3 separate regions of the Mus musculus genome follow, and regions 2 and 3 are each linked to region 1. Evidence: chromatin loops called from intact Hi-C (ENCODE). Cell type or tissue: heart. All regions are shown on one strand. Region 1 holds the start of Map3k1 (mitogen-activated protein kinase kinase kinase 1). Region 2 has its middle 59 kb from the start of Gm15322. Region 3 holds the start of Gm15326 (predicted gene 15326).

Region 1 (8,000 bases):
ACAAATATTAAAATTATTTAAACAATTTGAGAGGAATAAAACATCTTGTGTGTGCAAAGGAATTGCTCAGTAGCTGCGAACGGAATGCCTTATAAGCTGAAATACCCTGCCAGCACATACGGCTTTTTCATTTTAACATCGTGATATTTTTGCCCAATGAGGAAATGCCCTGTGTTTATCCTCCAAATGAACTTGGTGTAGCAGCTCAAGTGTGACTTAGGCCATTCCCGGCAGCCCTCTGTGGGAGCCGTGACCTGGAAAGCTCTGGTAAAAGTACTTTCTGGTAAAAAGCTCCTGAAACTGCAAGTGTGTACTGGAAATCACGGCTATGTTTAAGTCTGAGCGAAGATGAAAATCATAGCTGTGGAGAAAAGAGGGGAAACGGAATCAAATTAAGGCAATGGAGAGCCTATAGCAGTCTGCCATCTGACACGTGCTTCCGCAGAAATACATCACAGTATTCAAACAGCTCCAAAGATCAAGGTGGCGTGGGGTTGGGTTGGGTGTGTGGTGAGGAGGGCCACACTTAATCATACTTATGGCTCACAAAGTTGGGGAGGGACCTACCCAGGTAACTGCATTCAAAGGAGACGTTATATTAACATAGAGAGCAGACTTCCTTAGCCAATCTGGTCCTTTTATTACTTATCTCTGAAAGAAAAACGTGTGTCCAGGTATAGGTGCATAATGACAGCAGACTATGTCCATAAAAGATGAAAGGGAATGGGATTCAAATCAGGAGAAACTACTGGGGAGAGATAGCACTTAGTCTTCATAGTCTTCATAGACTGATGTGGCCTATGGAGGCCAGAGAACTGCAGTTAGTCAATTTGTGCTTCATTTGATGCCCACCCTCATCTTCAAACAGTTCAAACACTGTACAAATAAAGAGACAAAAGTCACCTTTTGCCGGAGTTCCTTTTTTCTTTTTTCTTTTTTCTTTTTCTTTTTCTTTTTCTTTTTTACTTTGCTATTCAGGCCAAACTTCCAAACCTGGTCCAAAGATGGAAACAAAGGCTGAGGGTCCGCAGTGGCTTTTCTCACAGGTACCTAAGTACGAGTGCGCCAATTTAAAGTTTATTTTAGATCTCAGTAGAAACCAGAAAAGCTAATCCTTTTCAATTTAGGATTTGGTGGGTGTGGCAATCTAGGAAGACCTGGGAAATAACTACTGTTTGGTTTGGATGTTATGCTTGTCTACCATTAAAAGAGCATATAATTATAGCCTAAATGTAGACCTAAATCTTGAACAGACTAATCTAAACTTTCAAAACGTGTACCTTTTAATGTAACCATTGAGAACTGTAGCGTGCCAGATGTTATAGCAGTAAGTATAACACCGAGCTCAAGCTGAAGTCAGGATCCCTTTTTAAAAATCCCTTTTGCCTCACCTTGCTCTCTGGCTGACATTACACACCTAAGGAGGGCTTCATTTGATCTACTTTGGAGAGGTTAAATGAATTATTTTGAGCTAGTTCAGGCTTTTGTCTAAATGCTGGAGAGATCTTTCCTTTCTCTGTAAGATGAAAACCCTTCTTACCCCTCCCCCCACGCCTCATGTCTTAATGTTTCACAAAATAAATCTAGAAATCCTGGGTTCTGAGAGATTGTCTATTCTAGACAAAGTGGCTAGGGGAAAAAAAAGTGGCAGAGGCGGGTGAGATAGGGACGACAAGGCAGCTTTATCCCGTTGAAAAAGGGTCGAAGGGGGGAAATCCCATATACGTATACTGCTTTTCTATCTCCAGCACATTTTCTAGACTCTGGGGCAGGAGAAAGGCGAGGGACGCCGCACAGGGCAACCAGGGAGCGGCGGCGGGAGGGAGGTGGGGGACCCGGGAACCGGCCTGTCACCTGACTGCCAGGAAGAGGGACGTGCAGCTGGGAGCATCTGTTGGGGGTGGGGAGAGACCTGGTAGAAGATGGCATGATCCAGCGCTTCCTGGCATAGCGCTGGCTCCTTCCCCAGACGTGCTCTCCCGCTTTCGGTTGGAGCCTGCCTTTCCAAGACGGGGGAGTAACCTCTGGCAGAGTACCCGGGTTGGTCCCTCTGCGTAGCCGGGGGAGTGGGGGGGAGGGTGTCCCAAACCAGCAGCTTCAGAGGTGCACAAGGTAGCGCAAGAAATCTTAAGTAGTGTTATTTGTGACACGAGGGCGGGACAAGAGGTCTGCTTTCCTAAGAGAAGGCTTCGCGTCCGCCCGTCTGCGGCAGGCGACAGTCCCGGGGCGCCACCTGCGCTTCGGGCGCGGGCCGGGCCGGTGCGCGCGGGGGCCCCCCCAGCAACCGCTACTAAACGCGTGAAGTGACAGACCGTGAGTCCTCCGGCTTGCGTCCCCTTCCAGAACCAGGGACTCACGCTCGGATTACTGCTTGCTCAAGGGTGGGCGAGCTCCCGCCGAGCCGCTGCCCCGCCCGGTCTCGCACTACCTGGCGGCGGCCTGGTTGCAGCGCACAACGCCCGGCGCCCGGTTCCCCGCATTGCCCCTGCCCTCCCACCTGCGCCGCGCGCCCGCCCGCCGCTCCGCGCTCCCGGGCCCCGGCCGGGAGGCGCGGCCCCGCTCGCGCCCGCGCCCGCGCCCTCGGCAGCAGCGCGCGCCCGCCCACCCGCCCGCCGCTCCGCCCGCCCCCCGCGCTCTCCCCGCCCCCTCCCTCCCCCGCAGGCACGAGCGAATGTAGCCCGCGAGAGAAAATGGCGGCGGCGGCGGGCGATCGCGCCTCGTCGTCGGGATTCCCGGGCGCCGCGGCGGCGAGTCCCGAGGCGGGCGGCGGCGGCGGAGGAGGAGGAGCTCTCCAGGGAAGCGGCGCGCCCGCAGCGGGCGCGGCGGGGCTGCTGCGGGAGCCTGGCAGCGCGGGCCGCGAGCGCGCGGACTGGCGGCGGCGGCAGCTGCGCAAAGTGCGGAGTGTGGAGCTGGACCAGCTGCCGGAGCAGCCGCTCTTCCTCGCCGCCGCCTCGCCGCCCTGCCCATCTACTTCCCCGTCGCCGGAGCCCGCGGACGCGGCTGCAGGAGCGAGTCGCTTCCAGCCCGCGGCGGGACCGCCACCCCCGGGAGCGGCGAGTCGCTGCGGCTCCCACTCTGCCGAGCTGGCGGCCGCGCGGGACAGCGGCGCCCGGAGCCCCGCGGGGGCCGAGCCGCCCTCTGCAGCGGCCCCCTCCGGGTGAGCGGCGGGCCGGGGCCGGGCGGGCAATGAATGAAGCGAGCGGGGCGCGCTGCTCCCGGGGCTCCGCTCGTTGGGGGTGGGGGGGGAGCCCGCGTCCCCGAGCCCTGAAGGTCGGGCGGCGCCCGGGACGGCGTGGGGACGGGACGGGAACGTGCGGGAGAGTTTGTTATTGTTTGCGGACATGTGACAGGCGTGGAAGCCGCGAAGGTGCGGGGCTCCCCGGGCCGGGTCCTGAGAGCCCCCGCGGCGCGAAGTGAGTTTGGGGGGCTCGGAGCGCGAAGGTGACGGCGGTGGGTCTGCGCGCTGTGACAGCCTAGAGCCCCTCGGCCCCACGGGGACGCGCGCCCGCGGGCAGGTACCGGGCCGGGCTCCGGCGGCGCGCCCCGGGCGGCCGGGGGATTCCGGGGACTGCGGGGGGGGGGGGCGCCTGTCAAAGCGACGCAGGCGGACGCTGCGGGCTCGCGGGGCGGCCGGGTCTGCGGGGACTCCGTGGCTGCCCTCGCTGCGTGTCCTTGGGAATTCCTCCCGCACCTCGGGGGCTAGAGCGCCCGGTGCTGGGAGTTTGAATCCGGCTTTGAAGTTAGCTTTTGGCGGAATGCTGTGGGATCCAGGACCGGATGTGTCAGCCATTCAGCTTCAAAGCTGTGGGGACTGCGCCCCGCAGCCCCGCTGCGTGGCGGGGACAGGGACGGTGCGGGGCTGCCGCTTTGCTCGCAGGGGTCTTCCGGTGCACCAGAAGTAGGATGTGCGTAAGATAGTTTACACCAACGGCTCTTTGGCCTCGCCCTGTTTTGGCTACTGGAAAGTTTTCTGTTAGAGGAAATTCTTTTAAGTATATGATACTTAAAAAAAAAATCTGATGAAAATACACAAAAGCATAAAATCTTGATGGATGTGTGAAGTTGCTGGATATGTTTTCGTCATCGTCACCCTGTGGCCCCCCGTAGAATTTCTTGACGTTTACTGTGGGTGGAGAGTGTTTTATTGTGTGTCGAATCTGACAGTAGGAATCCTTGGTTTCGGTTAGTTATCTAAGTAATTTGACCCCCTTTTGTGCTCTGGATTGTTTAAAATCACGGTCCGTTTATTACTTGGAGGTCGTTTTCCCTCCTCCCAACCCCCAAGCCCAGTAGTAAAAAGTGTGTTGACCCCTGGCTGTGGCAGGATTGGGAGGAAGGTAGGCAGTAAGCAGCCCCGATGCAGCTTTTCTGTGTGTGTGCCCTGTGTGCACTTGTACACGTATCTTCCTCTAGGGTTTCCTGTTTCTGTGCAGATTAGATTAAAACTAACCAGAATAATTCTTAGGTGGCAACTCTTACTACAGATCAACTACAGATGAAAGAAAAAACAGTAACTCAAACTTTGAGGAATTAATTTTATCTAGTCCTGTGAGACCTGATTTTTTTTTCTATATGATAATACAGTTGGCCACACTTAAGCATTTATAAAGTCAATATAACCACCTATGAATATACCATGAGCAGCAACTGCAAAAATGACATATAGAACTTTAGTGTTGCCTCTAGAAATCAGAGGACCAAGGTGAGGGCAGGTAGAATTGAATACCTGAGTAATCTGCTTGATTTTTGCGCATTCTTCTCTCTCTCTCTTTATCTCTTTAAGCAGTGGCTTATAATTGTAAAAGCTGTCTTTAAAATAAATACTGCTAGCTAGAATTCTGTTGGTGCACCTCAAATGTTATATGTGATAGTTTCATTTGCTGTAAAATATCGATTGTCAATCCTTTTGAAATAATACTAACACCCCCCCCCCCCACACACACACACACCCCGCCTCCAGTTTTTGTAACTGGTTTGAAATTCATTTCAAATCTGCGGGTCTAAAACTTATATCATGAAGAAGGGGTTATCCAGAAATGTTGTTGTGTTTTGGGTTTCCTGTTGTGATGTTTTATTATTTTCTCATTTAAAATCTCGGGGAAATGATTATACGGCATGTAGAATCTCAGTTGAACAATGTGGTTCCCTTTTCAAGTAGCGCACGTTCATGCTTTGAAGAGGAAGATCTAATGCTGATATTTTCGGTTTGTTTTCAGTAGTAGTAGAGAGCCAAAGACCCCTCTGCATGTCTAAAGACCTAACGTATTTTTCTTTTGTTTTTTTTTTTTGTTTGTTTGTTTTTTGTTTTTTTTAATCCAGTTTCTAAACGTTGGATGTAGAAATTGAATGTTTAGAAAATACACATTTATAAAAAGATAAGCTATGGGAAATTCATTAAAGTCAAAGATTGCATGTATGTCTGCCCTCTCTCCTTCAGTAAAATAACTCAAGCCAGTGAAAGTTTGTCCTGTAAGTGGCGCCCAAGGGTTTGGGATTTTTTTTTTTCCCTTATGCCACAGAATAGGGGGCTTTTCCTTCCTAGTGACTGTCTTTGAAGAAAAATTACAGTGCTGCTCTGCATTGAACAGGCTGTTGTGAGGTTGGCAGATATAATTACTCTGTCCTATTTTTGTAGTTTCAACCAAACTATCAATCACTTTGCTGCCCCGTGAAAGAGCAAGCTATGCTGGGCCTGTTAGTGTTAGCCTCGTTTAAAACTAGCGATATTTCATAAGCCACCTCTGCTGCTCGGGCCTCAGTTTCACTTCCTTTTAGAAGCTGTTAAGCTAAAAATACCACTCACTGATCATTTGCTAGAGGGAAGGCATAAAAACATTAATAATAAACCTAAAAATAAGTCCTTTCAAACTGTGAGTTGGTGATTCTCTAACATCATAGATGTAGCCCCGGAAGTTAGCCCTGAGTGAATTCCTGAGCTCTGGGACTTAGGGTTTCTCTCCAGGTTTTGTTTTAAACTGGGTAAGGAAACTACTGTATTTTTAAAAGATTAACCTTATTAAATAGGATTCTGGAAGAGAAATATCAGAGCTAGAGTGGTTGCCAGCTTTTGTTTTCTCTTCATATCTGATCTTGGCAAGAGTGACTGGTTAACCAACATTCCTTAATATGTGATTTCCAATACACTATAATGACTCCATTTTGTGAGATAGGCAAACAGGAAGGAGCCCCATTGATTGATGCTTCTGTTCCTCTCCAAGTGTTGCATGTTGTGGAAATGGTCACTGACGTGTGGGCCTGAAGCTTGCAAAATGTGCAGAGGAAGGGGGAGAGAGAGAGAGAGAGAGAGAGAGAGAGAGAGAGAGGCTACAGTTTGCCTAGGAGGAGTCTGCTACCCTGTCCTTGACCCTGCTGGCCAATTCCAAAGGAAGAAGTCGTCAGGGAGAATGGATTATTCTGAGGAAATCTGAGGGATGTTCCAAAATGCAGTTAGTATTGCCTCTGCATTCTGCACTCGGGGCGCTTCCCTGAGCTGAGGGGAAAGCTGTGTTAAAGGAAGTGGGAAAGCGTGAATGGGAAGGTCTTGGTCCATGGCGGGCACTGCTGACCCCGTGCCTGCACTTTTCAACGTAGGATGATTTGTTTGTATCACGGGTGTCACATGCATCCTTTAGACTGGCCGTCTTCCTTGGCCCTGGCCTTTCTGTATCTTTAGTGAAAAGTTACAGTTGCTGAAAAATGTCAAGGGAACTGGTAAAGCCAGGAGGAGGTAGACAGACAGACCCTAGCATGAGCAAGGCCTTGGGTTTGATTGCTAACATATATGCAATATTCAAAACATAACAATGTCTTTCAGGCATATCTTGAGAGTATTTTTAGTCATGAAAAAGAGTCAGGACCAGAATTCAGGCAAATGACTCACCAGAAGCGGGGGCGTTAGTCTGGTACCCTCTAGACCACTAAACGTAGGAATTTTACCTATGGCTTAAAACACACTTGGCGGGTGTATGCTTTTAATACAGTTAGCTTCCTTGCCTTCTGTGCGGCTGACAGATTACATAGATCACCTTGTTTAATCGCCACTGCCGCCCTCTCAGGCATGGTAACTTGTTTGGGGAGGTAAAAATTATTTGGATGTAGAGCCCCCCCCCCCCCCGCCCCCCATGAACACTCAGCCACAGAGAGGAGTTAGGACTCGACCCAAGTCAGCCTGCCTCTGTTGCCAGCGCCTCTCATTAGTTTTTGCTGTTTCTATTTTTGTTTTCAAGTTAATTATTAAATTAATTTATGAACTTTAAGAAGGAAGTTGCTCTGTAGGAGTCGTGAGAGGACGGGCGCGGACTCTGCCCTGCCTGTACAGATCTGACACATTCTCTAACAGCCTTGCGTGGGCACAGGCATTTTACAAGTAAATACTATGTATGCCACACACACACACACACACCCCAAACCCCCTGCTCTGGCAAAGAGGATAAATGATTAGTGTTGAAAGTTTCTTAGATTTGTGCCATATTAAATCATAAGTGAAAGGAGACAAAGAAGCCCGAATAGTGTTCCCACTGTCTTAGATTTCATTCATTCAGTGTAGATGAACTTTGCGAGACAGTGGTCTGGCTGATCAAAAAAGGTCACTGGTACAGAGCCTGGGTTTCAGTTGGAGGATGGTAGAGTGACCGTGTTTTGTGATCCTATGTTAAGTGCAGAGTGAGAGATCGAGAGAGATAGTGAGAGAAATGGGGGGGGGGGGGAGAGAGAGAGAGAGAGCGCGCGCAAAATCAGTCCTCTGAACCTCACCTACAGCCTTAGGTGAATACATCCGTACCTTCCTAGCCCCTGAGGCCAGTTTTAAGTCAGTAGCTAGGAAAGCTGGCTTTGCCCCCTGCTTGGTATTCCTGCTCCTTTCCTCTGGTTGTTTGCCCTTCTCTGAGAAGAGAGGCACGCTGGGTTTGGGCAGCCTCAGCCATAGTAAACAGATACAGATCTGGTTCACACTCTGCCCGCCCGCCTGCCTGCCTGCTCTTATTAAGAGAGATGGAGACAGA
Region 2 (8,000 bases), 130 kb before region 1:
ACGTGATGTTAATTCATTTCCTACAAGATCCTATTACAAATAACGCACAGGATCAGTGCGCCTTGCCACGTTTCAGCCTTACAAAATAGTACTTTCTAAGCTGGGCAGGGTGACACAAGCCTGTGATCCTAGTAATCAGTGGCTGAAGTAGGAGGATTTGCTCAGTCCCTGGAAATGAGACCCTGACTCAAAACAACAAACAACAACAAAAAAAAAAAAACAAGCCGTAGAGCCGAGAAAGAGTGACCGACCGTCTCTCCCTCTTTCCAAGCCCCTGTCCTAACTCTAACACAGTCTTATCTCTCATTTCCAGGAGCCAGTCTAGTAATGTATCAGCTGCCTAATTCGTCTGTAACCCCATCACTTCCCTGCACAATTACTGAACCCTTCCCATACTGCAGCTCTCCACCCATTTCCCCCTTTGTTTCTCCCTATAAGGTCCGGAGTTGTCCCGGCTTCAGGGTCACCTTTTCCTTTGATATGTAAGTATAATCACTTGAGCTGTAGGGAGTCTGGCGACCAGGCCAATATTTCAGAGACTCAGTCATTGGATGTTCTTCCTGTGAGGTTGCTATGACCACCCCCTCCCCAAAAGACCCCCACCCCCAACCTCACCCCCACTCTAGTCCCTTCTGACATTTTTTATCAGTTCTGCTCTTCTTTCTCCCTTGGCTATGTTCTCAGCCTCCTCTCCTTCATATGTGCTCTGTTCGTGTCTTTACAATCTATAGGGCACCAAGAAGGTATGTTACATGCAGCGCTTCCACTAGGAGGTTACAAAGGAGTTGGGCATCATTGTGGCTACTGCTGTGCACAAGGACTCTTCTTGTCCAAGGTAGAGTGCCTGAGCTGCAGAGGGACTCGTTGGTACTATTTCTTTTTCTTCTTCCACTAAAGGAAACCCCAAATTTCAAGAAGAAGTGGGGCATGAGAGGATGAGGAAGCGGGGAAGGAGAAAGGGAGAAAGAGGAGGGAAAAAAGAGGGATAGCAACAAATACAATAATAATAACTCAACAATCCTGAAACACTGTTATGCCTATAATCAGGTCTTTCAGCAATGAGTTAAAATTTGGGGCAAGCAAAAACAAATTAATAGGATAAATGTACAAAATTACTAGAATTATTTTTTTTTAGAAATCACAGTTTTTCTTCATGATGTGGTGGCATTCAGTTCTTTGCTCTGTTCATGTTTTCTGAGGTAGAGTTTCATGTAGCCCAGCCTTGAACTTGCTTTGTGAACTTGCCATGACCTGGAACTTCTTCTGATCATCCTGTTTCTATCTTGCATGTATTGGGATTATGGTTGTGTGCCACCATGGCTGCTCTATGCAGTCTGTGCTGGAGATAGATCCTGTGGCCTCGAGCATGCCAGGAAAGTGTGTTAGTTAGGGTTTCTGTTGCTTTGATGGAATACCATGACCAAAAGCAACTTGGGGATAAAAGGGTTTATTCAACTCGTGCTTCTATATCATTGTCCATCATTGAAGGAACTCGGGACAGTTGTGAGGACCTTTTCCTTGCCGTCTCTCCCTTGTGAGGGCCTCTGGGATAGCAGATGATGATGCCCCGTCTCTCTCTGCATCCCCAGTGTCCCAGCTCAGAAGACAAATTCTAAATATTTGCTTAGCAGTAGGACACAGGACAACACTTTGCAAGTTCAATCCGTTACTGGGAAAATATAGTGAGAACTGTGTGTGTGTGTGTGTGTGTGTGTGTGTGTGTGTGTGTGTGTGTGTGTGTGTAATTCGGTCTCCAGAACCAGAACCAGCTGGCAAGCAGCAGCAGGAAGATCTGTTCTAGTCTCACTTGCTACGTTAGACAATTGATGGCTGTGTCCACCACGGCCACACTTGCAGGCAAGGTGTTCAGGTTTAGCCAGAATAAGTCATATTTCCTAATCCTAGGTACCTACCAGCCCATCTAAATGATTCTGACTAGCTATCAGTAGGCAGAACAGAGCACAATCCACGCCCTGCCCCAGGAAGGGGCTCAGAAGCTCCTGCACTCACACAGTGCTAGTATTTCTCCCAATCATCTCAAAGCCTGGAACAGAGGATCTTTATACCAACACACAGAAGAAAGGCTGAGTGGGAAAAATCACTGACCCTCAACCCAGTGACCTGCGTGAGGATGGCTTTCATCAGAAGCGAGATGCAGAAGTAGTAAGATGAAGGAGTTGGACTTTCTGATCAAAGCCAGAAACGTCCGTCCAAGGTAAAGGCATACGTGAAACCTTTACAGAAGAGACAGCATCGACGAGAATGCTTGGTTCTTTACAATGCATTCACTGTGGGAAACTAGCCAGGCCCAGCAAGCTGACCAGGGTCCCTTCACCCCTGTGCCCAGGACAGTTTGGCCAAAGGACATCTAGGGTGAAGGCCTCAGTCAGTGCTAATCTCCATATCCCGGAATAGCCCAGAGAACTCGTCCAACCTGCAAGTCTGCCTTTAAAAAAAAAAAAAAAAAAAAAAAAAGCCTTTGGAATTCTTTGTCCAGCTCTGCTTGGTATACACGGGAATGATTCTTCTGGGACTTCTCTGGTGACCTAGTCTTTGCTATAATGACATCTCTCAACAGATCCACCAGCCCTCAGATTCTCTCCCAGACACTAATAATAGGTCCAATTAGAAGTAAAGATTCCAAACAGATGAGGCACGAATTGATATACACGGCCGGCCTGGCTGCCACAGATCCATTTCTTCCCCTGCAGAAAAGACACCAAACTGGCCTTGAGGAGGGAACCTCCTTTTTTGAACAGTTACCATGGCAACTGGAACCCTTTTCTCCCCAGGGCACCTGCCCACAGGCTCCCACCAGCCAGCTGGTAGGGAGGGTGGATCAGCCACCTCTGTCCCAAGTCACTGTGCTCATTTGACCAACAAAGGTGCCAACAGTGCCAGTTGGCCTCATGATATGGATACCTGCCCACGAGGCATTGGCCCAAACATTGGGGACTTTCACAGAGGCCAGCCAACAGCTGGCAGGCAGGAACTACCAGGTCATTGTCATCTGGGGCTGAATTGGAACATGCATACAAGACACAAAGGCTGTGTCTGTAACCACAGCATCTCTCCCTCCCTAGGGATTTGTTTGCAGCTCCAGATCCCCCTGCTCTGGGAGGAGCACGCATGTGGCTGAAGGTGCCTTTTAGAGGCCACGCCCACCTACCTTTTTTTAGCAGTGCCCTGCCTTCTGCACGCTGCCGTAGAAAAGCTTTCCCTGCCCCATGTCTGGTTTTATTGCAAATGAGAAGGTTCGCCATAAGTCACCCCAGGCCAGTGGGTTCAGAGGTGGAGTTGGTAACCAGAAGCCATGCAGACTTCCTCTCCTGGCCCCACACCAAGGCCTCCAAGGTTCTCTTGTCACATGAGGTTAGTGTAGTTTCACATCCTCTAAGCAAAGCTCTGTCGAAACTCTCTAGTCTCACATGGCATCGGCTCAAAACAACCACCTCGCTCAGCTGCCTGGCTCACTGTTCCAAGAGTGGGTCAGGAGATCTGGGTTCCAGTTTCAGCTCAACCTGCATGACCTTGACAAGAACCAGTCCTCAGTTTTGCATCAGAAAATTAAGAGGCCCGAGTTTCTATACTTAGGATCCACTTCCTCTCCTCTCCCCATTACCCTCACCACTTCAGTTTAAAAAAAAAAATAGATAGGCAGGTAGGCAGGCAGGAGGCAGGCAGACTGACTGACTGACTGACTGACTGACTGACTGATTGATTTTTGGATTTTGGAGACAGGGTTCTGTATTGCCCTGACTGTCCTGGAACTCACTCTGTAGACCAGGCTGACTTTGAACTCAGAGATCCACCTGCCTCTGCCCCCTGAGTGCTGGGTTTAAAGGCGCGCCACCATTACCCAGCATTCCTGATGCTAACCCAAGAATCGCCAAAGACTAAGGGATATTTTTTCAACTTTTCAAAATCAGACATCTCAAAAATACTAAGCCAAGTGAAGGGAACTTTTTCTACAGGAGAGTGCATGTTTTATGATTATAACATGAAATGCCTAGACAGGCAAAATTAACCAATGGTAAGACACAAACATGCTTACCCACTCTCACAGGAATAGCTGTAGATTGCCTCTGAGAGTGTGGTAGGAGCAGGAATTACTTAGGAAAAGGCATAGTTGACAGTATACATTGTACCTGGGTGTGTTTGTGTCACACAATCTATGTCAAAACTCATAGACTACTATTCTTCAGATGGATTGAACGGTGCAATGGAGTCAGAAGAGTAGACTGTAGAATTGGTGAGCACTGGGTGCTCTTGACAAAACACTGAGGAAACATACGCAATAATAAGTTCCTGATCCATCCATACCACCCTTTCTCCACCCCATCTCTTTCTCGACTATTGGCCTCTTTCTTATTGAATGAGACAGGGGATATATCTGATATCCTATGATGATTAATCACTCTATGCCCAGCCCTCAAGGGTAAAAACAAGTTCTCTGCAGCCAGAACTCGCCCTTGAGCCTCTCTGCCTCTGCTCTCTGGTTGCCAACATTTTTGATATAATTTATTTCTTTCTTTCTTTCTTTCTTTCTTTCTTTCTTTCTTTTTTTTTTTTTTTTTTTCGAGACAGGGTTTTGATATAATTTCAATTGACACAACCCAGTAAAGACATTTTAAATTTAATTCCAAATGTAATCAGAGTGTATATTTTTATAACCACTCTAAGAGTTAGTATATCGACTACCCAAGGACAGATTACAAGCATATATTTTCCTATACTTGCTTCTCAATTAGCCCAATAGATATATCCCTAAATTATTGATTTGTTTTGTGTGTGTGATCACTTCTTCTTAAGATCTCAAACACATTCTTGGTTCTCTCCCAATTTGCTTATCTTTCTTTAAAACCTAAGCATGAAAATGCATGCATGCTTCATTGGTAAACACAATGTGCTTTGGAAAAAGATTCACACTGGGTCTGCACATGTGCAGCTAACGTTAGTAAGCTCTATGTCGTTGTGGGGGTCCTTCTGCCCCAATTTCAGCCATTCTTTCCAGAGAAATTCCCACCTCTTTTGTTTTGACGTGATTGTCTGTGTGCGTGCGTGCGTGCGTGCGTGTGTGTGTGTGTGTTTGGAGGGGTTTTTAGGCCCATTTTAAAGGCTATGACTTTGAGGTGAAAAGTGCTAGTTCTACAAGCATGCAGGCCTAAGTATGATCATCAGAGCTTACAGAAAAGTGAAAAAATCACTGAGGGTGGTGATGTGCACTTGGCACTCCCAGTACTTCAAAGGCTGAGAGACAGATCCTTGGGGTCTACTGTCCATCCAGCCTGGCCTAATTGTCAAGCCCCAGGTCCCAGTGAGAGACTGTATCTCAAAAACTAGACTGGATGGGTCCTGAGGAATCACACACACACACACACACACACACACACACACACACACACACACACACACCAGAAAGGCGTGTAGGTTTAATAAACATTTGATAAACATCTTTCCAGAAAGCTGCTCCCACTTCAGCCCAGTGCCCATGCACATTTGTTAAATATTAACATATAAGTCCCTTTCGTGAAGGCTTTTATCAGGACATCTCAAACCCAGTCCTTCTATTTTCTCTAGTTCTGCACCTGTACGACCACCCAAGGCACACAGCTAAGAGACAGGCACGAGCAGCCCTTTTGAGTAACCAGCTAATCAAAGGGCTATACTAGCAGCCTGAATCTTCACCTAGAAATCACAGCAGCGACCACAGGGATAGAAGAAGAAGCCATTCAGCTTTTATAAATGCTGCTGTTTCCCAATCAAACTAAACCAGAACCGAGGCTGAAGATGGATTTCAGCGTTTTCACGTCACCAGTTTCTCAATAGACCATTTCCTGTCCTCCTGCAGAGCTGAGTTCTCAAGAGTGAGCTCTGCTCCCCCACACAGTTTCAAGGCATTGCTGACAGTCACCAAGACAAAACTTTGTATAGCATATCTATAAATGTGCATCACAAGCCCTCATCTTCTGTGTATATGTGTGACCATAGCTTCAAATAAACAGTTCAAAAATAAAGTGAAAATAATAGAAGAAAGGGGGAGGGATAAGAGAGAGATTTAGTTTTACCATGGTTATGGGTGGAGAGGCAGAATTTTAAAAAGCACAATGAAAATAAGGAGAAAAACAAACAAAAACACGTGCACAAACATAAGCTGTAGAATCTGCCTTAGACAAAAAAACATCTTTCCATTTTTCAGAGAGGGAGGTTGGCCCCCAGGGAGATTTATTTATTTTATATACATGGCTGTGTGTGTCCCTGCATGAGATTATGTGCGTCATGTGTAATCAGATGCCCTGAAACTGGAGTGACAGGCTGTTGTGAGACATCTGATAGGGGTGCTGGGAACCAAACCCGGGTACTCTGCAAGAACATTAAATGCTTGTGACCCATTGCTCTAGCCCCTAACAGAAGTGTCATCTAAGAATCTGAAGATGAGATCTTTTTAGTGTTCCCTGTGTGTGTGTGTGTGTGTGTGTGTGTGTGTGTGTGTGTGAGAGAGAGAGAGAGAGAGAGAGAGAGAGAGAGAGAGAGAGAGAGAGAGAACTGACTGACTCTAAATACTATACTCTAAGCATCCCACTGCATGGATACTGGAATTAAGGTTTAAAGAAATGAAGCCATACAGTTATGAGTGAAACTAACTCCATGTGTATTTCTCCTCTAGAGAGAGAGATGGCTTTGGCCCTTTTCGGTCTTGTTCATCCCTTTGCTCCTTGACATAAGCAATTGTTTTTTGTTTTTTGTTTTTTGTTTTTTCTTATACGAGTGACTGCATCAGTACAGGCTCTTATCTCTTTAAGAAAACAGCACTCCTCTTGGAAATAAGTAACTCAGCAGTAGAGCTCAGTGCAGCATGCACTCAACCACCCTTGTCACATCCAAGCAGTTTCAAATGTCTCTCTGTGTCACCAACCTTGAAGGGTAAATTAACTATCATCCCCAGCGGCTCCCATGTTCCACTGTGGAAATAGATTTAGATAAACACTAAATTAGGGTACTGAAAGATTTCAATAAAAAAATAAAATTCTATTCAGGCTTACAAGGGTTACTTCAATCTCCTGTTTTTAAAGACAAATTTTCAGGGCCATTTGTTTCATTTATTTAATAGGTGGACAAATAACGCCAGCATGCGCCTAGAACTTTCTAGATGCCGAAACTATTACAGAGAGGGTTCTTGCCTTCTTAAATCTGGTACTGAGGAAAATGGCAGACTTCGGACATATAAAGACAAATGTCAGATGTTGACAGGTACCACGGAGATGGCACACATGGGGAGATGAGGAAGTGGGCTCCAGGCTGGAGAAGAGAAGGGTGGTCACTGTACAGTGTGCAGAAGATGGCCTTACTAATTAACAGGTGGCAAGAAAGGAGGGGCCAGCTCTGCGCAGATCAGGAGTTAGCTGTTTCCAACGTTTGAGCAAGCACAAAAGCCAAAAGCAGAGGTGGCATAGTCTTGGGACAACACAAGGAACAGCTCATCTAGTTTCTTGCTATTGGACCTGTTGTAACCCTTGAATTACTGAAACTAGAGAGACTTCAGTGCTGTGTACAGACAGTTTGCCTCTGCGTCCCCCACCCCCACCCCCACCTGAAGTTCTCATCTTCCCTCCAGCCCATGGCAAGCACCATATGCAGAGAGTTGGTTTCTGTGCTGCGTCCTCCTGCAGCAAACCCAGGGCTCCCTCCTTCTTCCCTGGCTGCTCCCCTAGTGTTACAATGGCACTACCCATAAAACTCCCCCTTAATAAAGACATTCTAAGAAACAGCTCGAAACATCCTCCCCAACTTGGTGTCTCCAAAAACCAACCCTCCTCCTGATAAGCAGCAGAACTCTCCAGATGCCTGTCCTTGGGACCTTAGAGAAATAACAAGTTCAAGGGAGACTAGGGCCTAGCATTTAAATCATGGAGAAAAGGTGATCAGAGGTCAGAACAATTACTACTAGCCATGAAATTAGTCCCTGAACAGACACACCCATTAACCCCCACTCCTGCTTC
Region 3 (8,000 bases), 61 kb before region 1:
CCTACAACAATAGTTGAACATCTGCTCTTTGCCAGGCACTTCTTGGCCAGAATGCAGAATAAGCACCCATTACCACAGCTGTGGACATCACTTGTCTTTCGGCGGGAGCGAAAGTCAATACCTTGGAAGCGCAGAGGCTACCCAGGCTCTCAGTTCAGGCTGCCCCTAGAATCATTTTGAAAGTTTTCTTTATAAGCGACAGTTGCCTGTCTCTACCCGTAGAGACTGTGACTTTCTCTGCCGGGGAAAGCAGTCTGTCTGGGAATGTTTTAAAAGCACCACAGGTGAGACTTCCACACAGCTGGACTGAGAGGGGTGCTTTGCAAACTCCAAGTGCATGCGACTCGCGTGCGATATTGCAAAACACATAGACAAGGCCTTGTGCTTTTAACTACCTCCCAGTTCATGCCCGAACTGTTTGTTCGCGGGCCATACACTGAGGTGGGAGAGAATGGCACTCTGTGACAGGAAAGGAAGTTCCACCCAGGGCTCTTGGTGCATGATGGCTCCCTAGTCAGCAGCCACCCTACCCACCCCAATCTATGGCTCTGCTTCGGCAGACTGTTAAATTGAACAGATGTCCCAGGGCTCAGAAATGACCGTCTGAGTTAGTTATGAGCTGCGGGGGCGGTCGGGGGGGGGGTGAGAGTCAAGCGGTGAACTTTGGAAAAACGTATCTTCTTTTGTTTTACTTTGGCTCTGTTTGTGGGGAAAGTCCACACGCAGAAATTTGTGCAGCCCTGGTTCAGACAGTTGGCAAACAGGACTGCGAACGAGGAAGGAGGACGCGAAGGATAGAGGACTCGACTAGCGTGCTACAGAGCATACCGCTAACAAAGAACCTCTGCCAACCAGCCTCAGCCATACAAAAGTTAGACTTTATGAACACCTCCCACAGTGATGGCTCTTCTTGCTGTCTTAGGCTCCTGACCACTGCCTTCTTAGTCCCCGTTTCCTGAAAGGAAGCGTCTAGTTAGGTGAACTGCACACCCCTCCGAGCCATCAGATGTGTGCGTTCCTTCTACCGTTACCTGCAAAGCTCAAAGACCACCCCCCGCCATGGCTCCCAGCATAGAATCTCCTTCATGCAACGATCTCTCTCACACATTTCCAATTACTGTACTCAAAATGTCCACCCTGTAAGGCCCTATTTTGCTCATGTGTTCCTCTCTAGTCATTCCAAACCAGTGCCAGCCCTGACTTTCTGGGGCACATCTAGAACATTCTCTTGTTGTCTGTGGCTTCACCATACTCTATTGCCCTCATCTATGGTGTATCCCTATCCCCATCATAAACTTCTGCTTGGCATCCATATCCTTCCTTTCTCTCCTTGCCTAGTAGGGTCCTTTGCAAATAGTAGACGCTTGGTGAGAGTTCTCCAGTGTTCACCACTGTTTCCGAACCTGAGATTTCCGGAGGCGTGGCAGATCCCTGGGAATCTGTACTCCTGGCCTTCTAACCAAGAGCAAATGTCTTTGTCTCCTTTAGTGTTTGAAAGTGGGGAACGCCAGTATCCCAGGGGCCAGTGGTGATTTGCTATCAGCTCCTCCTGATTTGAAAGTGTTTTGCTTGTGTGGCCCCTCACAGTCCCACTCCGGATTCCCTCAAAGTCTCATGCCTTGTGTTCCGACAGCCAGGCCATCTAGTCCAACCTCTGGGCTGGGGTATGCATATGTTTCCATAGCTCTGCCTCGGGCTCATGAAGTTTTCTCTCCTCCTAAGGCAGTCTGAGTTCCTTGCGGAGTCAGGGCTTCAGTCTGAAGAAGAAAACAAGAGGGTGTGGTTGGGAGAAAAGTCAAGTCCCAGCCAAATGGATGTCTCCTGGAAAAACCACTCACACAGAGCAAACAGGTATGGCCACTCTGCTCCTTGTACACCCATACAAGGCTGTGATGGGTATACAGCAAGCCACCCAACACTCTGTACAGGCCTGTGAAGCACCGCCACAGGGAGGAACAGGCTCAAATAGGAACAGTGGGAGGAACAGCAATACTAATAAGAGGAAGAGCAGACATTGTACGGATGCACCCAGAAGAATACTTTGAGAGCAGTCTTGCTGGGGGGCGGGGGAGGGAGGGTGCTTGAAAGTGGCTTGGTAGCTGGTAGCTCTGGACGACCAGCAAAAGAGAAATTAGAAACCTCGGCTATCCATCTCTGCTTCTGCCCCAGGCCTCAGTGCACAGAACACCCCGTATGCCTGCCATTTCCCTTGGATACAGGCTCAAAACCACTACCCTGGGTTACATGCCTGACTCTGCCGTGAGCAGATTGTGCGTTGGCCTTGTGTGCTAGAAGCTTTGCTGAGTCCCCTCCTCTCCCACCCACTGGGCCGCCTTATCTATTCAGACAGACTTTCCCACTTGCTCCATTCCTGTGTCAGAGCGGGAAGAGAGTTAAATTCAGGCAAGGCTGAGGAGGGAAGAAAAGACTTCGTGATTAAACTGCTCATTAAGGAACCACGAAGCTGAAGAAGCTAATTTGCACTGACCTAGTTAAGATATCTTGCAGCAGATCATCCGTGAGCGGGGGTTCAGCCCTTCCAGGCATTAGCCAACTGGCTCCCTTTCGGCATCACAGCTATCAATAATTCCATGCTGAGGACCGTCTGATAGGAAATCACCGCTGGCCCCTGGAATGCCGGCCTTCTCCATGGCTCTGTTTTCCCAGTTGTCAGCCCTGTTTATAAATTGTCCATTTATAGCAAAGCCAGCACCTGCTAGGAACACCTCACCCTGCCAAGTGTTGGAGTACATCTCGGAAAGAGACACTATAGGCTCCCCCGCCCCGCCAAGTGCCGTTTTAATCTTTTCCCAACCTGAGAGGACAAATGTTTGCATAGGAAATCTGAGGGATGGCTTTTTCTGCACAGGAAAAACCAGATATTCTATGAAAAGTGTTTTTGCTCTACTTTAAAGAGAGAGAGAGAGAGAAATAAGAAAGAGTAAATTATTGTTCTCGTGAGAGAATACAATACCATCTTTCTGAGTTAGTCAGAATAGGACACATTTAAAATAACTCTGAAGAAATCAGCAGGACCAAAATGCTCTGGAGAAGACACTAAGGCCAGGAACATCTTAAATTCTAACATGGTTTTTAATCTCACGGTCAACATCAAACCTAAGATGTTGTCTGCTACTTAAAAGCATTTTGTAAAATGCACTTCAGGACACTCTCCTAATATTACAATAGTATCACATGACCTAATCTGAGGGCTCCCCCCTCCCTGACCAAGTATCCACTTGTAAAGTGCCTAGAAGTGTTTCTCAAAGTTACACTCCTATTACATCCTCATTCATTTTCTTTTTGTTCTTTGCATAATGAAATATGATCAATAGCATATAGACCATTCACAGAATGGAAGGGGTTGCCCTTCTTGGGAGTGATGATGGTCAGATGAGATGCTTTGGCAGGCAAACTTGCTGAGTAACCTTGGGAAGACAGGGAGAACCCTTGATGCCTCCCTTGACACATTCCCCCCGTAATCCTGCTCGAGAAGAAGATTGTCACCCTTTTAAAGCCAGACAGGCAGATCTTGATTAAGACCATGTGGCAGGGGCAGCTGGGCCAAGCTGAGGACATTTCCAGAGTCCCAGCTCTGCATTTGAGAAGGCAGCCCTCCCTATATTTTACGGGCAAGATAGGAGCCTTAAATTTTCTTTTGTAAAATGTTGAGACGTGTGGATTAAAACTGACACGTGCAAGCTTATTGTTAATTTAATCGGTAAAGCCAGGTGGTGGTGGATCAGGAAGAACCGGAGTGGGGGCAGAAAGAGAAATAGATCAACCTTCCGCCCTTCGCCACCACCACCACCCCCCCCACCACCACCACCACCACCACGCTTAAGGTAAGGTGTTCCTTTGCATTCTTCAGCATTCTGGTCCCTATGCCTTGTGGCTGGTGTTACACTGTTACATCCAACAAGCTGATCTCCAATTAGACAGGTACCCATTATTTCTTCGCCAAACGTGACTGGCTCTCATCAGTTTCATGGCCCTTCTAACGCAAACCACGCTTGCTTACTTCCCATCCATCCCGCGGCCACCTATTTTATCAACAAGGGTTCATTCACCCAGCACACATGTCAACCCCCACGGTGGAGTTGATCTCTGAGATGCCCCTGCTGGAGAAAGGAATGTGTAAATCAAGACACTACAAATCAATGTGAAAACTCACTGACTTCGGCCCGTAAATCTGGCAAATCTGGGTCCATAATATTAAAGATCATTTGGAGGTGCTGAAAGAAAGACGTGATCGCTATAGAAAGCATCGGCGCTACGCTTCTCGGGGCACCGACTAGTAGTGGAGAGGGGTTAGGCAGACCCAGATCCATATTCTGCTCCCAAAAATAGAAAAGAGGAAACCTTTGAAGCTAAAGCAGGCCTAAGAATAACTGTCAGCAAAGAGAGAGCCACACGGACCGGAAGCTCTGCTCAAGTGGAGGGTTTGTGTTGCCTTCTCCCCCTCCCCCTCCCCCGGAGCTCTTCACATTCATCCTGTTAAAAAAGATAGCTTTGAAAGGCTCGCCTTCAGCTCGGACATGTTGGCCGGCGCAGCTCGCCCTTCCACAGCAGCTCAGGGCCAGCTCTGAATGCTGCCTGCACACAGCCCTGGGGTTTGTTCTCGCTTCCCTGGTGGATCATTTCAATCTGTTTAAAGCTGAACAGTGAACGCTTCAGAGACTGCGCTACACAGAGAACCCTCAGTCGGAAACAGCTGGCCGAGAAAATACTCATTTCCTGTTTGCCTTCTAGTTTTACATCGCAACCCAGCCTAGCTTTCATCTTTTAGTCGTTCTGGTCTTATGAAAAATCTAAATTAATACCACCAAACTGGTGAAGTCTGTGCTGTCTCCGGGGCCTTATATGATACTAGACAACTACTGGAATATATATATACTTATATGATACTAGACAACTACTGGAATATATATATGTGTGTGTGTGTGTGTGTGTGTGTGTGTGTGTGTGTGTATATATATAACAGATCCTTCAGTAGCATATCAAAATCCCAGGTATGGTTGGGGTTTAATGGAGAACAGTTAGCAAAACCAAATTTTTCATGTTTTCATCTTGTGTGGGAAGTGTTGGTTGTAAGGGAGTTTGGGTTTTAGTCACAGCCAGTGAACAACTTCCAGAAATCATATGCTTTTTCTATTTGCTTGACAGGACCCAGATCTATGTTTAGATACAAACAGCTCCAGTTATCTGCTGAGCTCCACCCTCAATGGAGACACAACATCATTCGTGCTTTAAGTGACGACATTGGAAATTCTTTTTTTTTTTTAGAAGTCTTCTTAGTGTATATGTGCCTGTGTATGTGTGTGTATGTGTGTGTATGTGTATGTGTATGTGTGTGTATGTGTGTATGTGTGTGTGTATGTGTGTGTATGTGTGTGTATGTGCCTGTGTATGTGTATGTGTGTATGTGTGTGTGTGTGTGTGTATGTGTGTGTGTGTGTGTGTGTGTGTACAATGTGCACGTGTGTGTGTGTGTGTGTGTGTGTGTGTGTGTACAATGTGCACGTGTGCAGGTTCTCTCTAAGGCCAGAAGAGGGCACCGGCTCCCCTGGAGCTGGTTACAGGCAGTTGTCACTTCCTCAGCTTGGGTGCTGGGAATCTAATTCTGATGCTCTACAAGAGCATCAAGTGCCCTTAACCCCTGAGTCACCTCTCACACAGAACGCTTATCTGTATTCATCTCAAAATTTAAAAAACGCTCTAGTCAAACAACTGGTTACGCTTCAGTTTAAAGTAGGGAACAGATCTCCTGTCTATATTTTTCCAGGGACTCTCAGTGTCATCTGTGAAGCAGGAGGTAATAAATATGGTGGTTTCTGGGGTTTTCTTTTCAACTTAAGGAAACTACTTGATGCAAAATAAATAAGTATATACATACACACATAAAGTTTTGGCTTGCAAATATTAGACTTTTGAGGTCAAAACCTCCTGAAGCCAAAACCAAAGACGACAAAGCATTAGTTACAAGCGGTTTCTGTTGTGCTTTCCACAGAAAGTTCTCGAGTGGCCTAGGAACCCCCACTAAGTGCCCTATCTGAAGTGTGGGTTTGGAGGCAGGAGGATATATTACTGTAGTTGTTTTATTCTGTTCTAACCTAATTTCTCTTTACTGTGGCTGCAGCTTCTTTTCACAGAACCAAACCAATCTCTTGCTTGGGCCTTCATTTCATGACTAAGAGGGAGCCACTACTTTTTATATGACAGATCCTATAGTTCCTCGGCAACTTTACTGACAGCGTCTCAGTAAGAGCTCAGAAGAGCCCTTTCAATGAAGCATCATCTCATCACTGCCTCTCAGCAGATGAAGAAAATGGGGACAAGCTGAGCATCTCATCCATGACCACTGACGGAAGTCGGACCCTGTTCTGGCCTTCTGCTCAAAGCAGTGACTGCCTATGCATCAGCTTTTTGGCTCCTCTGAGACATTTCCCATAGCCCTGTGCATCATGGACCCCCAGATGACAAGCTCTCAGCCTGACAGGTAAAGGGTGAGCATTGACAAACACTGACCACCTCCTGCCTCGGCTTCTGAATGCCTTCCTTCCAGAAAACTCGAGCCCAGAACAGCGAATTGTCTGCTGCCGCTGACTCAAGAGGGTAACAACCAACTTAAAAGATCTGCTGTTATATTAATGGAGCCATAAAGCCAGAAGCAATATTAAATAAGATCAGACTTCAAACGGGACAGGTTTCCTGGGGTTTTATTTTTGTCTCGAACTGGCTTGGTAAACTTAAGTGTGATGGGTGTGTTGAACCTGATAGCATTTGACAGATGCTGTAGTCTGGATCTGGACTGTATCCCTAAACCCCATGGGCTACAAAACAAACAAACAAACAAACAAACAAAAGTTTATTCACTAGCTTGCTGCTATCGAGTGATGGTGGAACATGGAGTGGGTAGGACCTGGTATGAAGTCTTAAGTCACTAGGGTCTGCCCATACAGAGGATAATAGGAAATCAAGGCCCTTCCTATCTTCTCTAAGTTCCCATTATAGGCTAAAAGGCTTTGCTTCTCCACACACACTATATCATACTATGAGATCTGCCTCGCCAGATACCCAAAAGCATCAGGACCAACTGACACTGGACTGACATCTTCAAAACTGTGAGCTAAAGTCAGGCTTTCTCCTTTATAAATGCGTTGTCTTAGATTTTTGTTACAGTACTGAAAAGCTAACTAACACAATGACATTGAAAGTAGGTCTTGCAAAGTACACGTGGGGTGAGTGAGATGGCTCACTGGGTAAGGGAGCTTGCCACCAAGTCTGCCATTCTGAGCTCCCATCCATCTCCAGGACCTATACAATGTACGGAGGCAATTGACTCCCATGAATTGTCCTCTGGCCCATGTGCACATGAACACATGAACACCTAGCAAATACAATAGTTCAGAAATGTTAACGCATTTGTGGTGGGTTACAGAGGAATGGCCCCCATAGTCTCATATATTTGAATGGCTAGCCATTGGGGAGTGGCACTCTTAGGAGGTGTGTCCATGTTGAAGGAAGGTGTGGCCTTGCTGGGGGAAGTGTATTACTGGGGTAGGCTTAGAGGTTTCATGTGCTTAAGCCAGGCCAAGTGTTGCTCTCTTCCTGCTGCCTGAAGATCCAGAGGTAGAAGTGTTAGCTACCATGTCTGCCTGCATGCTACCATTCTTCCCACCAGGACTTAAGCCTCTGAATGTAAGCCAGCCCCAGTTAAGTGCTCTCTTTTATAAGAGTTGCTGTGGTTATGGTGTCTCTTCACAGCGATAGAACATTGACTAAGACAGCGAGCGTTTGAAACAACCTAGCTGCCTTTTGTTGGAGAAATAAATTTAAAACTATAAATCAATTTGGGTAGAGAAAGGAATTTTATACAGCAAATAAAATTAATTGATTAGATACACGCATTTCAGAATGTTTACAATATATATTGCAGAATTAGAAAAACAAACAAAATGTGATAAATGTATGGAAATGCCCTCAGGAATTTTGCACAC

What was found. Peaks named below come from ENCODE experiments on the same cell type or tissue, not always from the same donor. Only the 100,000 strongest peaks of a DNase experiment are listed, where the experiment ranks them.
Region 2: it touches region 1 in a loop (3-fold over the local background); 12 of 42 quality-filtered maps call a loop at or near these places.
Region 3: a loop joins it to region 1, with 3 times the contacts of the local background. A loop is called at or near these places in 10 of 42 quality-filtered maps.

What each region holds. Positions count from the first base shown.
Region 1 is chr13:111,803,660-111,811,659 of GRCm38, reverse strand. It overlaps Map3k1 (mitogen-activated protein kinase kinase kinase 1), which reads left to right and starts at 2,667. Exons shown (of 20, transcript NM_011945.3): 1 at 2,667-3,157. The coding sequence starts at 2,691. Gm15327 (a long non-coding RNA gene) reads right to left here and starts at 2,522. Exons shown (of 3, transcript XR_382912.2): 1 at 1,913-2,522; 2 at 904-993; 3 at 617-798. In heart, CTCF peaks have their summits at 2,362, 4,400 and 5,471; DNase peaks (open chromatin) are centred at 1,929, 2,699, 3,599, 3,779 and 2 weaker places; H3K4me3 peaks cover 3,487 bases; H3K27ac peaks cover 3,840 bases.
Region 2 is chr13:111,931,543-111,939,542 of GRCm38, reverse strand. No RefSeq gene overlaps it. Among named protein-coding and RNA genes, the nearest start is that of Gm15322, 59 kb to the left of the region's middle. In heart, no CTCF peak of the experiment used is centred here; DNase peaks (open chromatin) are centred at 2,372, 2,932 and 3,352; H3K27ac peaks cover 1,334 bases.
Region 3 is chr13:111,864,603-111,872,602 of GRCm38, reverse strand. Gm15326 (predicted gene 15326) reads right to left here and starts at 4,667. Exons shown (of 3, transcript NR_130345.1): 1 at 4,526-4,667; 2 at 2,489-2,676; 3 at 666-1,757. In heart, no CTCF peak of the experiment used is centred here; a DNase peak (open chromatin) is centred at 4,502; H3K4me3 peaks cover 2,098 bases; H3K27ac peaks cover 3,422 bases.